Regions from separate parts of the Homo sapiens genome. Here region 1 is linked to region 2. Evidence: chromatin loops called from intact Hi-C (ENCODE). Cell type or tissue: ascending aorta. All regions are shown on one strand. Each heading gives the region's core, and the rest is flanking DNA. Links, peaks and the distances in the headings are about the cores only.

Region 1 (2,914 bases), core at 241-2,740, 81 kb after region 2:
GCTCGCTGCAGTCTCCACCTCCTGGGCTCAAGCAATCCTCCTGCCTCAGCCTCCAAAGTAGCTAGGACTACAGGGAGTAGCACTACCACACCCAGCTAATTTTTAAATTTTTTGTAGAAACAGGGTCTTGCTATGTTGCCCAGGCTGGCCTCAAATTTTTGGCCTCAAGCAATCCTCCTGCCTTGGCCTCCCAAAGTGCTGGGATTACAGGCATGAGCCACCACTCCCTTATACAGCCTTTCAAAATGGCAGGTAGAGAAAACAATGCATATGATTCTTCTTCAAAATATCACTGGGATTCAACACAAAAGAGCATATACTGTATGACTCCACTCATGAACTTCTAGAAGAGATAAAAGATCAGTGGTTCCCTCTGCAGTGTGTTGGAGGAGAGGATTAACTGGGAAGGGACCTGAGGGAGCTTTCTGGGGTGAGGTTGACAGTGCGTATCTTGATGGGGTAAGGTGACAACATGTAAGCATGTGTCAAAATTATAACAAAATGTATGCATTTTACTACAAGTAAACTACCTCAGTGAAAATCATTAGAAGGCAAATATATATACATTTACACAAAATATATATAAAGTATAACATATTTATATAAAATATATATAAAATATGTATATGTATATATTTACCTGTGTGCATGTATTTACATGTGTGTATATACTTACATATCACAGGCTATACACACACACACGTACACACACATATGATTCATAGGTATGTACAGTCTCTTATGGAAAGCTGTAAGTCTTAAGAAAAACTAGGCCAGGCGTGGTGGCTCACGACTGTAATCCCAGGCCGAGGTGGGCGGATCATGAGGTCCGGAGATCAAGACCATCCTGGCTAACACGGTGAAACCCCGTCTCTACTAAAAATACAAAAAATTAGCCGGGCGTGGTGGTGGGCGCCTGTAGTCCTAGCTATTCAGCAGGCTGAGGCAGGAGAATGGTGTGAACCCAGGAGGTGGAGCTTGCAGTAAGTCGAGATTGTGCCACTGCACTCCAGCCTGGGCAACAGAGCAAGACTCTGTCTCAAAAAAAAAAAAAAGAAAAGAAAAACTAAAAGCCACTTTGATTTGGGCCTTAAGCTTTAGGTCTGAAATGAACTTGGAAAGCTTGTTCAACCTCTGTTCTTCAAAACAAACGAACGAACAAACCATGCTCTTCAAATGAGTAACTGACAGGATGTGCCCCACCCAAAGTCTCACAGCAAATCAGCAGCAGAGCAGTGAACAGTCCCAGACTTTCCCAGTCCTAGCCTGGGATTGGTTTCTCTGGTCTGGACCAGTGCCAGAAAAAGTAGATAAAACAGAAGACCATTGGTGATTTTATGAGCTAATTTCATTTAAACCATCAAATCTAGAGCTAAATAGTACCCCCAACCAAGCCCAGTCAAAAACAGGAGACTAACTTTCAAACAATAAAATGTATTTACCTTCATGAGGCTGAGTTGAAAATTTCCACTCCATTAAAATGACAGACTTACTACCCCATGCTTACCCTCCCTGCCCATATACAAATATCTAAATGACTGGCAAGAGGCTGTGAGCTAAATAGGAAGACATGTAAGAGTCATAAAACTGAGTCACTGTGGGACCTTGGCAAGTCTCCTACTGTGATACAGTAAGAAATATATATTTGGTCTTTGTCCAGGTTCCTGGCACACCTCACCCAAAACCCCTGGAATCTCCTGAGAGATAAGTGTCTTTTGTATGCTAATGAGATTGGGGCTCCCTAGCCAGAAAGACCAAGGTACATTTCAGTGTTGGAACTTTTAGCCGTACCCTCATCCCACCTTACCTCCGGAAAGGGGAGAGGGACTAGAGGTTGAGTTATTCACCAATGGCCAGATTTAATCACTCATGCCCACATAATGAAACCTCCATTAATACCCCTAAACGATGGGGTTCAAAGAACTTCCAAGTTGAACACATAAAGGTGCTGGGAGGCTGGCACAGAAGTTCTCTGCCCCTTCCCCACACCTTGCCCGATGAATCTCTTCCATTTGGCTGTTGCTGAGTTATATCCTTTGTCACGAAAATGTAAGTAAAGTGTTGTCCTGAATTTTGTGAGCCATTCAAGCATATGATCAAACATGGGGAAGGCATCACGGGAATCCCCAATTTATAGCCGGTCATGGGAAGTACAGATGGTAACCAGGAACTTGTGACTGGCATGTGAAGTGGGGGCAGTCTTGTGGGACTGAGCCCTTAACCTCTGGGGTCCGCACCAGCTCCAGGTAGTTAGTGTCAAAACTGAATTCAATTGTAGGACATCCATTTGATATCAGAAAAAAGACAAAAACAACAAAAAAATCCCTGCACATTTGCTGTCAGAAATGTCATACATCACAGACACCCTCTCTGGCCTTGTTTCCACAACCTGCAAAAATTAGAGGGTTGGACCAAATACCACTAAGACCCTTTCAACTAGAGTCTTCTGATTCTTTGAATTGCTGGTTTAAGAATTTCCACAGTTAGCATAGGAGACTCTCGCTCTCTGGAAGCCACTAGCAAATTCAGCTTTCAAACCCCAAGCAACATCATTTCTCAGGCCTCATTTCCTATTTCGACTAATGACGTGCCAGAAATCTGTGTGATTTCTCCTTTGAGGAGCAGCAAAAAAAACTCCACAGTGTCCTATTACAGGACCCAGTTCTTGTCCCCAGCTCTCAAAGACAGCCCAATTCTCTGAGATGAAAGAATCAGTCTCTCTCCATTACACTCAATTTTAAACCAAAACCCGAAACAGAATTTTTGACATGCCTCCCAGACTACAAGGCTTATGCTTCATTAATGATTAAAAGAGCAGCTGGTGATGTCTTAAAAGCAAGTTGGTCAGTTAGACAATTTAGCATGTGTTTAAATTCCGTCTTTTCCTCCATCCATCACTGTAGTTCTAAGGCAA
Region 2 (2,914 bases), core at 236-2,735:
GGCCGTTCTGTCTTTGTTGAAATGAGACGCAAGAAGCAAGAGGAGATACACCATCTGCTACTTGGAGAAACGAGGAGGCCTCTGTTATTATCTTATGCTGATGAACGGCCACAGAAGAACATATATTTTTGGCATCATTGTATTAATTAAAAGTTATTCATTGAAGACAAAGCTCAAAAGGCTAAATTGGGAGAGACAGAGGACACTGGATGACATAATCGCAATCTTTAAAGATCCCAGAAAGCCAAACTCAGGCTTTCTGCAGGTAAGGGCATGCACTTTAGCAGGGACAGATGCAGTGTCTTGAATTTCGGGCCCAGACCTAAGGTTCCTTGAACAGGATGACAAAGATAGGCTTAACCACCAGATGAGAAGTGACGCAGCAGGGTTTTCAGCTGATGGAAGCTCTCCATTTTATGTCTGCTTCTTGTGAAGAACTGCCTATCCCTCCCTGTGGTGGGCTGCCAAATGCTGCCAAATGCCACATTTGTTCCATGTGGAGACTGTGCAGTGGGTGGGGCTTATGGCAATCTTCAAATATTTAAGGATCTACCCATGTGAAAGAGGAATTAGTCTTGTTCTAGTGTCTAAGAAGACAGACCAGGATCAAAGTTATAGGGAGCCACACCTTAGATCAATGTGTGAAAGGGCTTTCTAACAATAGTCACGAAAGCTAGGATTTGTGAGGCCTTGCCTAAGCCCAGCCCTGCGCCAGGCACTGCCAAGGTGCAAGTGATCACTCCAGTCTAGAGAGGAGAAGGGGGCCTGGAGACGGCTGGTGACTTACCTGGCATCGCCCAGCTCATCAGTGGGAGGGCAAGGATGGGGAGGCATTAATTCATAGGCCTGTGTAATTTGTATGCCTGCTGTGCTGCTGCCCGAAGTCTAACCAAGATGTCCATTTGAAAGCAAGAGGGCTGCTGTGAACAGCCTGTCACTGGGGACACGCAGAAAGACCCAACAGATAAGATGCTGTGGAAGAAATCTGAACACAGGTGTAGAACTGAACCAACTTCCTGGAAGGTCTCTCCCAACTCAGAGAGTGGAGGATTTGACGCATAGCTCAAGAGGAGGAGTTGCTGTGTTCACTCTGGGCACCCTTCCTTCCTTCTCCTCAGGCGCTCCAGCTACGCTGACAGCACAGGGTGCTAGAGTGGCCTCAGCCTCTCCTCAAATACAGCCACATACCCATGAGTCTGCAGGCAAACAGCTCACACTGCCAAGCTTCCCTGCTGCTCTTGCTTCACTATGGGAAGCTACACCCAAAAGTGCTTTGCGATGTGCAGGAGGCAACCGGGACATAACCTGCCCACAGTTATGATCATCCTAGGGCTGACACCACCAATTATCTCTCTTCCTATTCCCCCCACCTCCTACCCCAGGAATTTATACTTGAACTGGGAGCAGCTTCTGTTGGTGGGAACATCTGGGTTGTTTCCATGGCCTAGCCAGCACTCTCAGCTCTGTATTCTCTGCCCCGAGCACTCTGGCTGCCCTCCAGCTTGATGGAGGGTCCTGGGGACACATTCTGATTCCAGCACTTTCTAAGCAGACAGTGGTATTTCTCCACATGGAAGGTTGGCTGTTCAGTGTGGCTCTGACCCTTGGGAGACCCTGCCTGCTGGCTTTTGACTGCCAGGGGAAGAAGGGGTGGGAAGATGTCGGCAATGGCGGAGGCGTGCAGCCAACCAGCCAGGACGGCTGTGTCTGTTCACGGCTGTCCACAGTGCTGCCCAGCTCCTGAATCTGCTGTTGCTGGAAGGACAGCCTCCCACTGGCACCGAGAGTCATTCCTTTTCTATTTGATTTATAAGATAGCAGTGAGGGCTGGGAGGCTTGGAGTTGGAACAAAACAGAGGGAAGGAAAACGTCATGGGAAGCAACCTATTTTTGAAAGCTGTGAGCTGACGCCAGGAGATTAGGTTCTGTTTGTCTTGGCTGATGGGCTTGTTTAAAAAAAAAAAAAAATCCCAAACCCCCTCTCCCCCCAAAACACGAAGTATTCCTGCTGTCTGGGTCTGCTCTGGCTGTCTGGAAGCATCTTGGCTTTGTTCAACACACCCCCTGCTGCCAGGAGCACGGCTCTATCCAGAGCAAATCCCCCCTGTCAGCAGGAATTCCGACGCTGACACAGCACAAAGCTGCCTCAAGAGGCCTTCTCAGTTTCTGGACTGACCTCAGAATCCTGTGCATCTGGGTAACGCCTGGCCGAACCTTCCTGCAGGCTAGGAATGGAGGCCAATGACAATGCATTCAAGGGAAGCCAGGTCCCCTGGAGTGTGGCACATATTCAGCTGGATCTGCTGAGCTGAGGCAAGCCTGGGCTGATGCAGGTGTGTCAGGAGTGAGGTCTGGGAACTAGGGAGAGGCCACTCAGGACTCCTCACTGGGGCTGGGCCAAGGGTACTTTTCTCAGCTTCAAGAGCAGGCTGGTGTAGTTACATGGAGACAAGTTGTTTCCCGGTCTATTTCCTGCAAAAAGCTGCAAGCTCCAGGGACCACAGCTCATGCACCTCTGTGCCCCTAGGACTGTGTTTTGTGTCAGGCCTGGAACAGGTCTCCACCCACCCTCACCCCCATAAGAGCCGATGGCTTTGGAGTAGGAAGGGGGCACAATAAGCAGCAACTTGGGACCAGGACAGGGCCTTCACAGGCGGCAAGCATGTGCCAGCAGCAGGGTAGAAGGTGTAGCACTTGGGGACCAAGACTGACAACGGAGGGCCAGACACAAATGGCAGTATCAGCAGCAGCAGCAGGTGTATCATGAGAAACTCATGCCAGGTTGCTAAATCAGTCTGGCTCCTGACCTGTTCCCTCAAGCATCTTGCCTCCCATTGAAAAGTGTGTGGGGCCTTGCAGTTCACAGCATCCTTCTTCCACCCTCCAGAAGGTCACTGCTTCTAAGGGCAGTACC

The links. Peaks named below come from ENCODE experiments on the same cell type or tissue, not always from the same donor. Only the 100,000 strongest peaks of a DNase experiment are listed, where the experiment ranks them.
Region 1: a loop joins it to region 2, with 2.6 times the contacts of the local background. A loop is called at or near these places in 2 of 110 quality-filtered maps.

Annotation. Positions count from the first base shown.
Region 1 is chr17:17,957,049-17,959,962 of GRCh38, forward strand. The region is part of intron 1 of TOM1L2 (target of myb1 like 2 membrane trafficking protein); the gene reads right to left. Among named protein-coding and RNA genes, the nearest start is that of TOM1L2, 14 kb to the right of the region's middle. RefSeq lists a silencer at 1,246-1,295. In ascending aorta, for the core only: no CTCF peak of the experiment used is centred there; DNase peaks (open chromatin) are centred at 1,224 and 1,671; H3K4me3 peaks cover 269 bases; H3K27ac peaks cover 2,399 bases.
Region 2 is chr17:17,875,925-17,878,838 of GRCh38, forward strand. The region is part of intron 7 of TOM1L2 (target of myb1 like 2 membrane trafficking protein); the gene reads right to left. Among named protein-coding and RNA genes, the nearest start is that of SREBF1, 40 kb to the left of the region's middle. RefSeq lists enhancers at 1-1,014, 1,375-2,096. In ascending aorta, for the core only: no CTCF peak of the experiment used is centred there; DNase peaks (open chromatin) are centred at 1,157, 1,777 and 2,167; H3K4me3 peaks cover 542 bases; H3K27ac peaks cover 2,477 bases.